Regions from separate parts of the Homo sapiens genome. Here region 1 is linked to region 2. The links are chromatin loops, found by intact Hi-C in ENCODE. Cell type or tissue: psoas muscle. All regions are shown on one strand. Each heading gives the region's core, and the rest is flanking DNA. Links, peaks and the distances in the headings are about the cores only. Region 1 overlaps SIL1 (SIL1 nucleotide exchange factor). Region 2 overlaps SIL1 (SIL1 nucleotide exchange factor).

What was found. Hi-C counts contacts between places; a loop is a spot of excess contacts. Peaks named below come from ENCODE experiments on the same cell type or tissue, not always from the same donor. Only the 100,000 strongest peaks of a DNase experiment are listed, where the experiment ranks them.
Region 1: it touches region 2 in a loop (2.1-fold over the local background); 8 of 110 quality-filtered maps call a loop at or near these places.

What each region holds. Positions count from the first base shown.
Region 1 is chr5:139,135,606-139,144,497 of GRCh38, reverse strand. All of the region lies in intron 1 of SIL1 (SIL1 nucleotide exchange factor), which reads left to right. Among named protein-coding and RNA genes, the nearest start is that of SIL1, 58 kb to the left of the region's middle. In psoas muscle, for the core only: no CTCF peak of the experiment used is centred there; a DNase peak (open chromatin) is centred at 5,487; H3K27ac peaks cover 2,500 bases.
Region 2 is chr5:139,087,896-139,096,787 of GRCh38, reverse strand. All of the region lies in intron 3 of SIL1 (SIL1 nucleotide exchange factor), which reads left to right. Among named protein-coding and RNA genes, the nearest start is that of SIL1, 110 kb to the left of the region's middle. In psoas muscle, for the core only: a CTCF peak has its summit at 4,876; no DNase peak of the experiment used is centred there.

The DNA of each region.
Region 1 (8,892 bases), core at 4,055-6,554, 47 kb before region 2:
TTAATTCTGGTCTCACAATTCTATTCCATTGGTCTATATGTTTATCCTTACATCATTACCACACTTTTGATTACTCTAGCCTTATGGTAAGTTTTGAAATTGGACTTGTGGAATTCTCCAGCTTTGTTCTTTTTTTCCCCTCAACTTTGCTGTTTTTTGTTTTTGTTTTTTTAAGAGATGGGATCTTGCTCTGTCACTCAGACTAAAGTGCAATGGCACTGTCATAGCCCACTGCAGCCTTGAGTTCCTAGCCTCAAGCAATCCTCCTGCCTCAGCCTCCCAAGTAGCTGGGATTACAGGCATGAATCACTGTGCCCAGCAGTTTTGTTCTCCTGCTTCAAGATTGTTTTGGATATTCAGGGTCCCTTGAAACTCCATGTGAATTTTAGGATGGGTTTTTCCATTTCTGCAAAAAATCCACTGGAATTTTGAAAGGGATTGCGTTGCATCTGCGTATTGCTTTGGGTAATACTATCATTTTAGCAATATCATATCTTTGAATCATGAACCTAAAATGACTTTTTATTTATTTATGTGTTGTACAGAAAAATTGAAATGGAGATCTTCTTTTATTTCTTCAGCAGCGTTTTGTAGTTTTCAGTGTAAAGTCTTTTGCTTCATTGGCAAAATTTATTCCTAAGTGTTCTTTTTGATACTGTTTTAAATGGAATTGCTTTCTTAGTTTCCTTTTTGGATCGTTCATCTCTGGGATATAGAAATACAACTGATTTTTGTGTGTTGGTTTTATGTCCTGCAACTTTACTGAATTTATTAGCTCTAACAGGTTTTATTTGTGAAGGTTTTCTATGCATAAGATCATATCATTGGCTGGGCGTGGTGGCTTATGCCCGTAATCCCAGAGCTTTGGGAGGCTAAGGTGGGCGGATTGCCTGAGGTCAGGAGTTCGAGACCAGCCTGGCCAACAAGGTGAAACCCCATCTCTACTAAAAATACAAAAACTTAGCCATGTGTGGTGGTACATGCCTGTAATCCCAGCTACTTGGGAGGCTGAGGCATGAGAATCGCTTGAACCCAGGAGGCAGAGGTTGCAGTGAGCCTAGATTACGCCCCGCTACTCTAACCTGGGCAACAAGAGCGAAACTCCATCTTAACAAAACAAAACAAAAAACCATATATATATATATATATATATGTGTGTGTGTGTGTGTGTGTGTGTGTGTGTGTGTGTGTATATATGTATATACACATGTGTATATACATATGTGTGTATATATGTGTTTATATATGTATATATACATATATGTATATACATTTATATGTGTATATACACATATATATGTATATATCATCTGCACATAGAATAGTTTTACATCTTCCTTTCCAATATGGATGCCTTTTATTCTTTTCTTGCCTAATTGCTCTGGCTAGAACTTATAGTATTATGTTGAATAGAAGTGGTGAAAGTGGGTGGCCGGGCGCGGTGGCTCACGCTTGTAATCCCAGCACTTTGGAAGGCCAAGGTGGGCGGATCACGAGGTCAGGAGATTGAGACCATCCTGGCTAACACAGTGAAACCCTGTCTACTAAAAATACAAAAAAAATTAGCCAGGCGTGGTGGCGGGCACCTGTAGTCCCAGCTACTCAGGAGGCTGATGCAGGAGAATGGCGTGAACCCGGAAGGCAGAGCTTGCAGTGAACCGAGATCGCGCCACTGCACTCCAGCCTGGGCAACAGAGCGAGACTCTATCTCAAAAAAAAATAAATAAATAAGTAAAAGAGGTGGTGAAAGTGGGTATCTTTGTCGTGTTCTTGGTCTTTGGGGAAAAGCTTTCAGTCTTTCACCATTAAATATGATGCTAGCTGTGGGTTTTTCATATATGCCTTTTATTATGTTGAGGATGTTCTTTTCTATTCCGGGTTTATTGGGTATTTTTTATTATGAAAGGATATTGGATTTTGTCAGTTGCTTTTTCAGTATCCATTGAAATGATCATGTGGTTTTTTTCCTTCATTCTATTAATGTGGTGTATTACATTGATTGCATTTCATATGTTGAGCCACTCTTGTATTCCTGGGATAAAACACCACTTGATCATGTTGTATAATTCTCTTAATATGCTGCTGAATTTTGGCTTGCTAGTATTTTGTTCAGGATTTTTTGCATGTATATTATAAGAGATATTGGTCTGGAGTCTTCTTATAGTGTCTTTGTCTTGCTTTGGTTTCAGGGTAATGCTGACTTCATAGAATGAATTAGGAAGTGTTTCCCTTCTCTTTGGTTTTTGTGAAGAGTTTGAGAAGGATTAGTGTACTGCTACCCTTCTTAACAGGCACCTTGCTGGCCAGTAAGTGCCTGTTAAACTCCTACCTTTTTGGAGCTTTGGCTTTGAAGTTGGGCCAGGTGAACTTTTCCATACTTTTTTGTTTTGACACTTCCATCTTGGCCGCCTGTCTGGGCAGCCAGCCATTCTGATTATGCAGCCTGGAAACTGCCCTTACAGGGTCAAGTTGCTAAGTTGGACTTTAAGACTGCGGCTTTTTCCATGTGTTCTCTGTTTCCTTTGGCTGATGAGTGTATGGTCTGATCTTGGGTTTGCTGAACAAGAACAAGGCCTCTGAGCCATTCAGGAGATCAGAACAAGTCAGCTGATAAGGGAGTAGGTTCTGTGCTGAAAATAATGTATTTTAAAGTGTTTTCTCAGATATTTAACATTTCAGGGTGAAAGATTCCATTGAGCACAGTTTTCCATAATTCTAAGTTCACATGTGATCATAGAGGTGGCCACACACACTTCTTTCCAAAGTAGTAATTTACATATGTATGCCATTAGGTTCTGCTGCTTTCACTTCCACTCAACAATTTTTTATGCATCTGCTTTTAAAGATAGGGGTCTCGCTATTGCCCAACCTGGAGTGCAGTGGTGTGATCATAGCTCACTGCAGCCCTGAACTCCTGGGCTCAAGCCATCCTCCCACCTCAGCCTCCTGAGTAGTTGAGACCATAGTTGCATCACCATGCCCTGCTAATGAAAAAAAAATTTTTTTTTTTTTTTTGTAGAGACAGAGTCTTACTTTGCTGCCCAGGCTGATCTTGAACTCCTAGCTTCAAGTCATCCTCCTACCTAGGCCTCCCAAAGTGCTGGGATTACAGGTGTGAACCATTGTGCCTGGCCAGCACCTGTTTTTATGTATTACCACAGTCCATATTTTTACCTATTTTAATGGCAGTGTTATTTTCCATTGTACTCTTCCAAATGGTTCTTTTTAGATTATTGATTTTATTAAATCAATGGCTATTTTTTGAGTGCCAGGAAAAGTGCTGGGCAATGAGGAGACAGTGGTATGTTACACAGACAATTGTCCCTCCCGCTGTGGAGCTCCCAGTCAGATGGATTCTAGTTATAGGCCTATGAAATAGAGCTTCACTGACACCTAAAACAGCCCTGGAGAGGATGAGGAGTTTGTGCAGTCCCTAGCTCTGGTTCCTATTGCTGCCTTCTAAAATGCGGGGGGACGTCTTGGCAGGACAGTGTCAGTTCTGCTTGTAACTGTGCTCTCAGCAAAGCACAGGATGGAAACCCTGTGACCATGGCAGAGATGGCTCTGAAGTGGAGCTGCCGCAGCAGGGAGAACTGCTGTTTCCTAGGCAATACTCTGCTTAATATTTTTAGCATGTGGTCATGACAGAACTAAATGTGGTTTCTGATCCCAAATTGGTAATAAATGTAGCCATATTTAGAGTCAGAAACAATGCATTTAAAATCCTCTGCTCCTTAATTGTCCTGCCAAGTACTGAGTTTAGGTTTCTTTGTTTCTTGGCTACCTACCCAGCTTCCTACCATCCCTTGTAGAAGGTGCCCGGATTTTCTCTGGGCATTCGGTGGGATTGTGAAAGCCGTGAGTTATGGCTCCCTGAGCTGTGTTGAGAGGCATCTGATTTTTGTGTTTCTGCCCACATATGTAAATGTGTACATTTTAAAATTCATCTCCCTTTCAAGTTTTTAAGGATCTGGTATTATAAATAGTCTTGGGCTCTCAGGCATGTTAAAAATAAAATGTTGCAGTTGCTGACTTACCTGGAAGACATAGTTGATACCAACATGGTAGTAGCAAGTCCTGTGCTTGGTGACCCATCCTCGTATTGTTGCTAAGTGTTTCTGTAAGTAAATGCTATTTTCTTGGGGCTCCCCAATTAGTTTAAGGAGTACCCTAATTATTGCCTAGCTCATTATTACAAAGTTGTAATTAGTGTCTTTTTTTTTTTTTTGAGACAGAGTCTTGCTCTGTCGCCCAGGCTGGAGGGCAGTGGCTCGATCTCGGCTCACTGCAACCTCCGCCTCCCAGGCTCAAGCAATTCTCTTGCCTCAGGCTCCCGAGTAGCTGGGATTACAGGCACCCATCACCACACCTGGCTAATTTTTGTATTTTTAGTAGAGACGGGGTTTCACCGTGTTGGCCAGGCTAGTCTTGAACTTCTGCCTCAAGTGATCCACCTGCCTCGGCCTCCCAAAGTTCTGGGATTACAGGCATGAGCCACTGCACCCAGCCTCAACTAATTTTTGTATTTTTTAGTAGAGATGAGGTTTCACCATGTTGGCCAGGCTGGTCTTGAACTCCTGACCTCGGGTGATCCACCTGCCTCAGCCTCCCAAAGTTTTGGGATTACAGGTGTAAGCCACCATGCCCGGCCCCAACTAGTTTTTGTATTTTTTAGTAGAGATGAGGTTTCACCATGTTGGCCAGGCTGGTCTTGAACTCCTGACCTCATGTGATCCACCTGCCTCAGCCTCCCAAAATGCTAGGATTACAGGTGTGAGCCACTGCGCCTGTCCTTTTCTTTTTAATAATTATGCTGTCTGAGACTAAGATGTGGAAGGCCACATTATCCACTGAATGTGAACAGGACATCATCCACCTGAGGCAAGTGACAATATCTTTTGTATATTCTGTTCCATAGTATGGTGCCCAGTGTGCTCAAGGAACTGACATTAATGCTGAAATTATCTTTGTGTGGTATTTGCTTTTAGAGTGTGAGTGCTGAATGCTTGCAATAGAAATGGCAAACAAATTGTACTTACCAGTTAGCAGATAGTTCCTTTAGAACTATGGACTGGAAATCATACCTTCTTCCCTATTTTAGCCCCTTTAAGAGGCCCTGATGTTTTCTGGAAGCTTAGAGACATCAGGGGAAAGGAAAGATGAATTCTGATCTCTCCTCCCCTCGAACCCTGACCGTGGTATCTGGATGACTGTGGTGTGAAAGTCCCTGGTGTTCTTTGGGAGCAGGCTATAGAGAAAGCCCATCGCACATACTGTCAGGAGATCCAGTTACTATTTTAAAAGGGGAGGGAAGAAAAGCCCTGGGACCCTTAGTCCCTGGATGCTAGCTGCATCTGTCTACAGTGGTCCCAGCAGTCTAGGTCAGCTGCATTTGCCCCGGCTGTTCCTACTCTCCCTGACTCCCCCTTAGAGGTAGGAGAGTGGCAGCAGGAATTTGGAGACAGGCCTGAGTCATCAGGAAGCGGGACTCTGAAGTGTTTGATGTCAGTCAGCTGGCACTGATGCAGAGCCAGCCAGCATCGCTTAAAGGTTTCAATGGAAATGTGTCTGTAACCACCCAGAGTATAGTCCAGGTGTGTGGGCTGACTTGTGGCTCAGGGAAGCTAGTCTCCAAAGAGGGGCTTGGTTGTCAGAACAGAAGACAGTTCTGTATGGGGGTGAAGCCCTCGCTGCTTTTGCTTATCCTATTCTTTGCTCAGAATTTTCTCTAATAATAGTAGTGAGAGCTATAAGCTTTATGAGCCCTCATTTTGTGTCAGGCACTGTGCTATATGCTCTATGTCATCTCATTTAATATAGACAGTCATACTAAATAGTTACTATCAAGTCCTCTTATAGATGAAGGGGTTGAAACTTGTAGAGGTTAAGCATCTGGCCCAAAGTCACACAGCTAGTAGGGGAGACTTGGCTCAAAATCCAGAGCCTGCATTCTTCCTATTACACTGTAGTGGGTTGGAAGGGAATGGAGCTTCTTGTAACCTTGGTTGTTATCAGACATGGGCTGATCACTCCCGGTACCTCAGGCAGGGTCAAGGATCAGGTATAAGGAGTAGGTCCCCTTGTCTGTATCTTGCTAGGAGCTTACAGTCTAGGACCTACTGGAAAGTACAGACTAGGACCTGAGTATTCCTCTGATTCATCTGGTCAACTGCTGGTATGCTTAGGCAAGCCCCATTCACCAAAGAAGACTCCGTCTTTGTCTGCCATGTAGAAATACTTCTGTCTTGTGTATTTTCTGCATGGAGGGGCGAGGTGTCAAGTTCTTGCCAGACAGTTGGGTGTGTGTATATACGTGGTGTGTGTGGTTGTGGTTTGTGTGTGTGTGTGTGTGTATATGTGTGTGTGTGCCTGGCACTGGGCTCCATGAAGGGGAGCAGGGATGCTTTTGCTTCGTGTATAGCTAGGAAGCTTGAGTGATAGGAGTTTAAGGGATCAAGTCACAAAGGAAGCCTGGCTGCAATCTGAGTCAAGGGATTTCTTCTTCCTGAATGCCTGTGCCTATGCCTTGGCTGGTCTGTGCCAAGGGCATTTAGTAATCAAGGTGCCTGTGTGTGGTATGTGTGTGTGTGCGCGTGTGTGTGGTGTGTGTTTGTGTGTGGTGCAGAAACTAGAACATGGTAGAGGTGGGTCTTTCCACAAGAGGGCCCCAGTAGGCTCATTTAAAAATTTCTGTCCTTTCTACATATGGCTAGCCAGTTTTCCCAGCACCCATTCAGAGGTGGGAATTGAACAATGAGAACACATGGACACAGGAAGGGGAACATCACACACCGGGGACTGTTGTGGGGTTGGGGGAGGGGGGAGGGATAGCATTAGGAGATATACCTAATGCTAAATGACGAGTTAATGGGTGCAGCACACCAACATTGCACATGCATACATATGTAACAAACCTGCACATTGTGCACATGTACCCTAAAACTTAAAGTATAATAATAATAAAATTAAAAAAAAAATTTCTGTCCTGACACAAAATGTGCCTTTTTATTTATACTGTTGCAGAACAAATAAAATGATGAGTCCAGTTTCTGTGGCTGATTTCACAGACCCCTCGAGAGACAGCACGGCTATGGAAAGAGCATGGCTTTGGGGCCAAACTGGCTTTGAATTCTGACTCTACTGCTCTGTGGCTGCATGAACTCTGGCACGTTACTTAACCTCTCTGAATTTTGGTCCCCTCATGGGTAAAATGAGCAGCATATTGGAACCACCTCAGAGGGTTGTCGTGAAGAGTAAATGAACTAATACTTTGCTTGCAACATGGAAAGTTCTCTATAAATGTTGACTATAATTATTATTTGACAGAATTAATTTTCCTCTGGGATGCCCAGATAGTATATTTGAATGCTGGGGGAAGGGGTGGCACTAGGGTATTTCTCTGTCTCCGCCATGGCGGAGTTATTATTACATTTCCACAAAGTGGAAGGACTAAAGCCTCCGGGCAGTCTGAGGCATGGCTGAGAGCCCAGAGAAGGTAGAATTGTGTCTGATGGGAGTTTCTTCTTAGAAATTTTACCTCCCTGCCCCCTCCTTCTGCTGGAGTGACTGATGCCCATCATTGTCCTGAGGTCATGTGTGTTGTGGGGTAGCTCTTCATCAATCATAGGAACTTATGTATGGTATTGAAGAATCCCTCTGTTGCACCCATGGAGGAATTTTTTTTTCTCTTTTCTCATTAAGACTTTAGTGAAATGTTGAAAAATCACATTTAGAAATGTGGCCTCAAATCTTCAAAATTTAGTGGACCCATTGAGCCTTTTGGAGTGGCCTACCCTTGTGCCTCTATGTCTTCATCTGTGGACACTCTTTTGAAGGGCCCTCTGACTGCCTCATTGCCAAATCCAGTGACTGATCTCCTGACATTGTTGCCTACAACTGGATTTTCTCAGGATTCTCCACTCTTTTGACCTGTGTAGGTCTGCACTAATCATGTGGCTGCTCCTCTGGTTTCCTTGCTTGCTCCCTTTTCCTAACGTGCAGCCATGAGTTGAAGACTATGCTTGGTCCGCTGTCCTTTTCTCTCTAAGGTTTCTCCCTAGAAAGATAGTCGCTCTGCTCCTGTTGCTTTGATGATCACCTCTGTGTTGATAGCACTGAAACTCTTGCCCTGCCTTAGCCCTGTCTACCTCTTCGTCTTCAACAGGTATGAGGTTGCCACAGCCTTCCTGGATCCATTGATAAGTTCCACGCCTAATGGCATTGAATTCCAATTGTTCTCTATGTAGGTATTGAGTGCCTGCCATGTCTTCTGGGTCTTTAGCAGTCCAAATAAAGATTGAGCCTTAAGCTCACTTCTAGCATTCAGATTCTTTGCAAGCTGTGGCCAAGTAGGAGAGATCTGGAGAGGGCCAGGCTAGGCTTTTTATTCAGTCACTCTGCTTGTCATGTGATTTCTTTTTTTTCTAATTTTGAGACAGAGCCTCACTCTGTCACCCAGGCTAGAGTGCAGAGGCATGATCTCGGCTCACTGCAACCTCTGCTTCCTAGGTTCAAGAGATTCTCCTGTCTCAGCCTCCCGAGTAGCTGGGATTACAGGCGTGCACCATGACACCCGGCTAATTTTTTTGTATTTTTAGTAGAGATGGGGTTTTGCCATGTTGGCCAGGCTGGTCTCGAGCTCCTGACCTCAAGTGATCTGCCTGCCTTGGCCTCCCAAAGTACTGGGATTACAGGTGTGAGCCACCATGCCCGATTGTGTCATGTGATTTCTTTTCATTGGATGCACTAACTTTTGTCGCTGTGATTGCAGTTTTTTTTTTTTTTTTTTGCTAGTTTGTTTAGCTCCCTTCTTGAAGATCTGTATTCTTCTCTACTGGAGTGGGAATGGAGTAGGTCGTGTTCCACCTCTGGGAGTACAGAGAAAGGGCTAGG
Region 2 (8,892 bases), core at 3,528-6,027:
GGGTCTAAGGGCTTTTCAGTTAGCAGATGACGAATGCTGCCAGGACTGGGTCCTTCCCTTTAAGGCAGCAAGTTCCCTTTTGGCCAGGGTGTGTCTAGAAATGTCATCTGGGAGCTAGGGCCTAGAACAGGTGCCTCACAACTCTGACTGGTGCCCTGTTCTGCTGTGGCTGAGCCGGTATTCAAGATGCAAGATGAAGTCCTCCCCACTCTTTTCTCTCTTCTTCTCAAGCAGAAGGAAGGGGCCTCTTTTGGAGCTGTGAGTTGTGCAGCCTAGGGTTAGAGGAGGGATGATGCCAGGATTCCCTTAGGCGCCTTGGCTAGTGTCTTAGGAGATTGTGTTTCCCACTCTTCTGCCGCCCCACCGTCTACTGTCTCTGGTTCCAGTTCAGCATTTGGACTCACCTGAGAGTTACAGTCCTTGCGGTCTAGACAGGCTTTCAAGTTTACTTAGAGACCCAGAGCACTTTAGCCTGTGGCGGCAAGGTTTGTGGGAACTCAGGTTTAAACTGCCGGGATCGGTGATTCCCTGTTGGTGTGGGCTGGTTTAAATGCTCCCTCCATGGGTGGGCGTCAGCTGAGTTTGGTCCAGTTTTTCTATCTGCTCTAATAGGACAGTGTGGAGTTCAGTGCCTCACAGTTGCTGTGCTCTCCCTCTGCCAGTGCCCAGAGACATTCTTCATACCATACTGCCACTGTTGGGGGGGTGGGCGTTAGCAATCCAAGGCTATCTTTTCTATCTCTTCAGTGCGTCTTTCAGCGACACAGAGTTAAAAGAGGCACTGTGAATGCTCACCTGATTTTTGGTTTTCATGAAGGTGCTTTTCTTGTGCAGATAGTTGTTAAATTGGTGTCCTTGCAGGAGGGACAATTGATGGAGCCTTCTATTCCACCATCTTGTTCTGTGTCTTCTCAAAAGTTAAATCTTTCTTTCTTTAAATTTTTTTTTTTTTTAAATTTTGACACAGGGTCTTGCTCTGTTGCTCCAGCTGGAGTGCAGTGGCACAGTCACGACTCACCGCAGCCTTGACCTCCCTGGCTCCACCAGTCCTCCCACCTCAGCCTCCTGAGTAGCTGGGACTACAGGTGTGTGCCACCACAATGGCTCATTTTTGTATTTTTTGTAATTTTGTATTTTTTGCACTTCTCAAAGTGCTTGGATTACAGGCGTGAGCCACTGCACCCAGCCAAAAGTTAAATCTTTCTTGCAGAAGAATTCCAATAATAGGGCTGGGCATGTGGCTTATGCCTGTAATCCCAGCAGTTTGAGAGGCCAAGGCAAGTGGATCACTTGAGGCCAGGAGTTCAAGACCAGCGTGGCCAACATGGTGAAACCCCATCTCTGCTAAAAATACAAAAATTAGCTGGGTATGGTGGCGCACGCCTGTAATTCAGCTACTCAGGAGGTGAGGCACGAGAATTGTTTGAACCCAGGAGGTGGAGGTTGCATTGAGCTGAGATCGCACCACCGTACTCCAGCCTGGGAGACAGAGTGAGATGCTCTCAAAAAAAAAAAAAAAAAAGAATTCCAATAATATATATATATAGATACTCCCCCCTCTAGAAGGTGGAGCTTACATCTTTCCAGTTGGGCTAGACTTACTGACTCATTTCTAAAGAACACATTTTGGAAAAGGAAAAATAGTCACTTTACAGTGGAGAAATCTGGTAAGTACTACCTGTGATCAAGGGTATCAAGTGAGCCAGGGTAATATCACCAGTGTTGTCATGTGGATATGATGCACCCTATGGTATGATGAGACAAAGGGACACTTTACCTTTGTGGTATTCTTCCTCAAAACCAACGACCCCAGTCTAATGAGAAAAACATCAGACAAACCCAGATGGTGGAACATTCTGTAAAATACCTGACCAGTACTCTGCAAACTATCATGGTTTTGATAAACAAGGAAAGACTGAGAAACTGGCATAGACCAGAGAGGACATGACATGTAAATGCATTGTGGTATTGTGAATTGGATGCTGGAACAGGAAGAGGATATTCATGGAAAAACTAGTGAAACATAAAGAGTCTGGAGTCTAGTTAACACTAATATACCAATGTTGGTTTCTTAGTTTTGACAACTGTACTATGGTAATATAAGATGATAGCATTAGGGGAACTGAAACTGAGTAAATGTTGTACAGAAATTCTAGGAACTCTCTGTATTATCACTGAGTTTTCTGTAAGTCCAAAATAATACCAAAAACAAAACTAACCTTGTCTATGAGGCCATCTCTGTCTACCCTTTCAAAAATGTTTTAGCCTTTCTTAACATTTCATATCCCTTTCCCTGCATTATTTTGCTCCTTAGCACTTATTATTTAATCTATAGATTTTACTTAGTGTTGTTTATTGTCTGTTTCCACTACTAGAATGTAAGCCCTGAGTGGACAGAGATTTTGGTCTGTCTTGCTCACATCTGGATCTTCAGAGCCCAGGGCTGTGCTTGGCTCATAACAGGTATTCAATAAAGATTGGCTAATGAATGATAGAATGAATTCTGTTGTATCACCTGTTTATTCTTAAGGTGTGTGAGGAGTTTGTGTTTAGGCCTTTGTTTCTCTTTTGAGATTTCCAGTGGTTTCCCATTCCAATGGGGACATGATTCCTATTGTTTCTTTTCCACTTTTGCTCAGCATGGAAATGAGAGTCAGGTTGGAGGTGGGTTGTACAGAAACACGATGTGTTCACTCCATCAGCAGGAAGAGCAAATAAATAGCTTCATTTACTACTTTCCTGGCAGAAATTGTTTCCGCTGCAGGTGAGGGCTGGTTTATGATGATACCCTCCCCATTTCATGTTTAAACCTGAAACATGATCCAGGACTGGCTTCCTGAGAGGAGGAACACTTATTTCTGATTCTAGTTCAGCCCATGACAGATGTGGAGTATGTGTGGATTTGAAGACAGTGGGGGAAAGCATGGGACTTTTTGATGTGGAGTAAAGCCAGAGAAGGAAAATTCATCTACTCACAGTATGTATTGAGCTTCTCTTTGCCATGCACTGAAAATTTATAGGGTAAAGATAGTGGGAATGTGGACTGGTTCAACAAATCCTGTTCAGTAGAGCCTGACATCATGTGATCCCAAGGGAATTAAATTTGGGACAAATGAAAGAAAATTTACCTCACACAGTGTGTTGTAGATACAGAGTTGAAAGGATTTAAAAGTACCTTAGAAAAATGTAATGGGTAAGGGATTGAAAGAGTTTTGAAGACCTCCATTAACCATCACGGAGAAGAACCAATCTCTTCTATCCTCAGCGCAATGGCCAGGGTATGGAGATTGTGTCAGGTTATTACCTTTTCACACACACGGACTGGGTTAGTGTGGGAAGAGAGATGGAGCTAACTGCGCTCTGAAGGATTGTGGACGGCACCTGTTCAATAACACCTGTCTCCCTGTGTTAGAACTTGATTTATCTCTGTCTTAGTACATTTTATGCTGCTGTAACAGAATAATTGAGACTGGGTAATTTCTAAAGAGCATAGATTTATTTCTTACAATTCTAGAGACTGGGATATCCAAGTTTGAGGAGCTGCATCTGTTGTGGGCCTAGTTGCTGTGGCATACGTGGCCAAAGGCATCATGTGGTGACAGAGCAGGTGCTGGAGAGAGAGCAGAATGGGGCTGAACTTGCCTTTTGTGGGGGGGAACAAAAGAGACGGAGTGTTGCTATGTTGCCTGGGCTGGACTCCTGGGCTCAAGCAAGTCCTCGCGTTTCAGCCTTCCATGTAGTTGGGAAGCTAGGACTATAGGGGCACACCACTGCACCCAGCTGGACTTGCTTTTTTAATAAACTACTCTTGCGAAAACTTACCCACTCCTGTGATAGTGACATTAATCATTCATGAGGGCAAAGCCCTCATGACCTAATCACCTCTTTCAACATTGTCACATTCAGGATTAAGTTTCCAACACATGAACTTTGGAGGCCACATTTAAACCATAGCAACCTCATAATATATTTTAAAGCTTCCATAGAATATACTTCCCAAAGAATGAAGTCATACTGATTTGAGGCCTGAACAAGGTCATTAGGAGCAACAAAATGTAAGATAAAAGGTATTTCCCTTGTGCCTGGCACTCTCCATCTCCTGTTGTTTTCATGTTCCCGTTGTCTTGAGCCCAAAGATGTAGCGGTTCTGCTTTCTGTTTTTGGTGTGGTGCCCATCATACCTGTGGTGTTCTCTGAACAAAGGCCTGTTCCTGCTGGGCACAAAAATTGGGCTGGGCTTGGGGCTATAGATTTCTTTTGGAGATAAATAAGCAGGGTATCTTGCATCCCCTTCCATTTCGCCTGTCTCAAGGAAGAGGCCAAGGGTCCCCTCTTTTTGCAAGTAAAACAGAATGTACTTTCTTAAAACGATTTAAATATCACAGTTGGGTTCAATTTATCTACAGAAATAGACTTATATAAAAGGAAAACTTACAAAGGAGAAATTTCTACCAAATAATGGGCTCCCTTTTTGTTAAAATTTTTTTCCTACCTTTTTCAAGGTCATCCAGTTTAAAGTCTGAGTGTCCAAGAAAGAAGGGAGGGGAGGCCTAGAGGGAGAAGGGAAAGTAGAAGAAACAGAAGTACTTATAGATTCTTTAGGGTAAATCTGAAGTCTTAGTGATCATATGCTTTTTATCAGTACCAGCGATGCAGCCTGCCAGGGGTTTCCCCTCCTTGACCTTTTTCTTCACCTCCTGCTCCCATACTCCCGTTGGATGGTCAGGCAAGGAGGGCTGGCCTCAAGAACCTCAGCTATTCTAAGTCCTTAGCTCTGCCTGTCTGCTGTTTCAGCCAAACTAGATGGCCTAAGATCTCACACAGTCCACTTACTCCCATTTCCAGCCTTGGTGTGAACCCTTTCCCCCATCTGCAGGGCTGTATTGCAAATTACAGCTGTGAAACAAATTGCCACCAACTTAGTGGCTTCAAACACCGTCTCATTTATTATTTCATAGTTGATGTAGGTCAGAAATCTAGGTCCTGGTTAGCCGAGTCTTCTGTTCAGGGTCTCACAGCCTGAAACCAGGGTGTTGGCCAGCCTGTGTCCCTTTCTGGTGGCTCTGGAAAAGAATCTACTTCCAGGCTCATCCAGGTTATTGCCAACATATCTTTGCAGTCACTTCCTAGAAGTCAGACTTCTGGGTCAGAGGGTAAATGCAGTTATAATTTTATTAGATGTTGTCAAATTCCCCTTTATAGGGGCTGTATATGCAAATTTCATTTCCCTAGTCTCGCCTGCAAAGTACTTACAACCTAATAGGTGGAAAGCAGTTTTCTACTGTAGTTTTATTTTATCTTTGTCATGTGATGAGCAAAGTTGAACATCTTTTCATAGAGTCAAATAGCATTGTATTTCTTTTTCTGTGACCTGCCTGTTTATATCTGTAGTCTTTTTTTTCTATTGTGTTTTTGGTCTTTTTCTCCTTATTTTTTAAAAGTTTTTTATATATTGGGGATATTAACACTCTATGATATTAAATTGCAGATACTTTACCTAGTTTGACATTTGTCTTTTTTGCTTATGATATTTTTCCATGCATTTTTATTTTTTATAAAACTTTTTATTTTTGCATAATCAAATTAATATTTTTGTGATTTCTTTTGGATTTTGAATTATAATTAGGAAAGTTATTTACTTTCAACAAGTTGTTGCCACCAACTTATAATTAGGAAAGTTATTATTTACTACTCCCAGATTATAGAGTAGTTGACCTATGCTTTCTTTTGGTACTTATATGTTTTCATTTTGTATATTTAAAGATTTAATTTGTTTGGAATTTATCTTGACATGTAGGCATAAGACATGGGGTTAATTTTTACCTTTTTCAGTATGTCTGTTGAGTTATCCCAACACTGCTTATTAAAAAGTTTGACTTGGCCAGGTGCAGTGGCTCACTCCTGTTACAATCCCGGCCCTTTGGGAGGCTGAGGTGGGCAGATGGATTGAAGCCAGGTATTTGAGACCAGTCTGGGCAACAGAGAGAGATCCTGTCTCTACAAAAAAGAAAAAAAATTAGCCAGGTGTAGTGGTGCGTGCCTGTAGTCCTAGCTACTCCAGAAGCTGAGGTGGGAGAATCGCTTGGGCCCAAGAGTTTGAGGTTGCAGTGATCATACTACTGCACTCCAGCCTGGCCGACAGAGCGAGACCCTGTCTAAAAAAGAAAGTGCTTTCCCTATAGATTTGAGATGCTGCTCTTACTGTATATTAAATTTCTGTGTGCAGTTGGGTCTGTTTTTGAATGTTCTTTTCTGCTTCATTGGTAATTCTGTCTATTCATGCACCAGTATCAAACCATTTTAATTGTAGAGGTTTTGCAATATGTTTTATTATCCAGTAGGTCATTCTAGTTTTATTTCTGTGCGCTCCTGTTTGTGTGTATGTGTATCTAGATGGCAGTTGGAGACATGAGAACTGATGAGCCCCAGAAGAGAATCAAGAGCATCCTGAGAAGTTTCAACTCTTAACAGTCAGGTAGAAGAGGGTGAGCTGGCAAAGGAGAGGCTGTAGTGGCAGGAACTCATCAGGTATTCAGTCTCAAGGAAGTCAGGGCAGAATACTTACTTTAGGACTGAGGAACTGGCCTCCTGTGTCATGTGCTGCCAAGAAATCTCAGGAGGGGAGGAGTGAGAAGCATCAGTGGTTGTCACTGGGTGAGAGTGGAGTGGTGTGGAGTGGGCTTTGGAGTGAATGGCGGGTAAGGAGGTCTAGACATTCCTTGAGAAGTTATCAGTATAAGAAAAATGAAAGGAGATGAGAAAAGATGCTACCCAGAAGAGGTCTAGGGAAGTTTTTCTTTATTCTTTTTCTTACATTGAGGTTAAATTTATATAATATAAAATTAATCATTTTAAAGTGAGAAGCTCAGTGGTATTTAGTACATTCATTATGTTGTGCAATCACCGCTTCTATTTAATCCGAAAACATTTTCATCACCTCAAAAGGAAATCCCATACCCGCTGAGCAGTTTATCCACATTTCCCTATCCTCTAACATCTGACAACCACAAAGCTCCTTTCTGTCTTTATGGATCTACTCATTTTGGATATTTCATGTAAATGGAGTCATACATACATGAGTTTTTGTGTCTGTCTTCTTTCACTGAGCATAATAATTTTTGAAGTTCACCCATGATGTAGCATGTATCAATACTTCATGCCTTTTTATGGCTGAATAATGTATCATTGTATGGAGATACCATTGTATGGACAAATTTGTTTATTCATCTGCTGATGGACTCTTTATGTCTTTTTTAACAAAAAGAAACTATTTATAAATGCTGATGAGAGACTCTAGTACATAGGGACAGGTGGAAGCTTCAGGAGAGAGGGTGGGTAAGAAGTAAAGTTCTTCAAAAGGTGGACTCCATCTGTTTGCTGGTGGGAAGCTGGGGAGACCCTGTCTGACAGCTTCTGTTTGCTCTGTGATGTAGAAGGCCAGGCCTCCACTGAGAGTGGAGAGTCAGAAGTTCAAGGGAAGGGTAAGAATCTGAACTAGTGATTGAGTAGTGAGTAGTATGTGCTAACTAGAGAATGTGGTTATGATTTATGGGTGGTGCTGGACAGTTGAAATCTTTTCCCACTGTTTCAGTTCAGAAAAGGCCTTCTCAGGAGTCTTTCAAATGTTAAATAGTCACAGAGGGGATATTTACTATTTCTGCCTCCTCCTTTCTAAGACAGTGTTCCAACCGTATATACTAGAGCTTGGAGTTCTGCCACAAACAGAACCCACAAGGTGTAGCAGCTTCTCAAATTTGAAAAACTTTTGGTAAGTGTTGTGGGTTGGGTTCTCCTGAAGCCGATGCTGAGATAGAGGTTTGAATGCAGTATGTTTATTAGAGATCGACCCCTACAAAAGGAAGGGGGAGGAAGTAGGATCGGGCAGAGGAAGCAGTCAAACTTTGATGTAAGCCTGATGAAGTCTTGTGCATCCCAGTGAGGAGTTCTGAAGTGAGTATTGTCCTTCAGATGATCCTGAATTAGGCTAAAATGGTTAGGTTTTTATATCCATGCCTGGCTCAGTCACTAGTTACAGGCTGTCCTAAACAATCATGACTTCATGCAAAGTAGCTCTCTGCAACTGAGGCAGACCCTGCAGGAGCTGAAAAGTGTAGACTGTCTGCTGACCAAAGCCAAGTCTTCCCTTGAAAGGGCCATGGAGGATTCTGGGCTTATCTGCCACAGTATAGGCAGTCTAGTTGGGAGTCCAGCTGGAATAGCTTGGAGTCCAGGCATGTGCGCACTGGACTTCCTTCACAAGGACTCTTCCCATTATTGCCCCAGAAATTGTTCTTAGAAACTGAGCTGATGGACAGGAGCTGGGTGGGGTAGTGGAGGTGGCATCAGAAGTTACACTCTGCTTTTCAGGTAGAATGAGCTCAGCCCTGGCATTTGAGGACAGGGCATGTGTTCCCATGGGGAATGAAATCCCACTTATTAGAAAGGCTTTATTGTCAGCCAGTCAACTGACCAGGAATGATTTGGATTTTGAAAATGTATCATGATATTTTTGACTTCACTGTTATTTGTCAGAGAAATGACAAAAAGGAAAGGGCACTTAGTCAGCAGTCAGCAACTGTTTGCTGAACAAGTGAATGAAAGAATCATTGTGGGCAGAACAGCAGCAGGAAGCAGAGGGTCAGATTCTCTGTCATCTTTTCAGAGGAGTCTGAGCTCCAGTGGCAGCAGCTCCACGGGCCTAATGATTGCTTAGCATGGAAAGAGAGGGCAAAGGATAGAACCTGGAGCAGAGGCAGTGTTCCATGGTGGGCCAGGGAGGTACCTACATTATGGTGGACATGGATGCCAGCTGCCTTGGCTGGTTTGGAGGAGGGAGGGAGTGAGCACCTGGCTGTGGGTGGGTGGCTGGATGCTAGCCACATTAGCCACTTG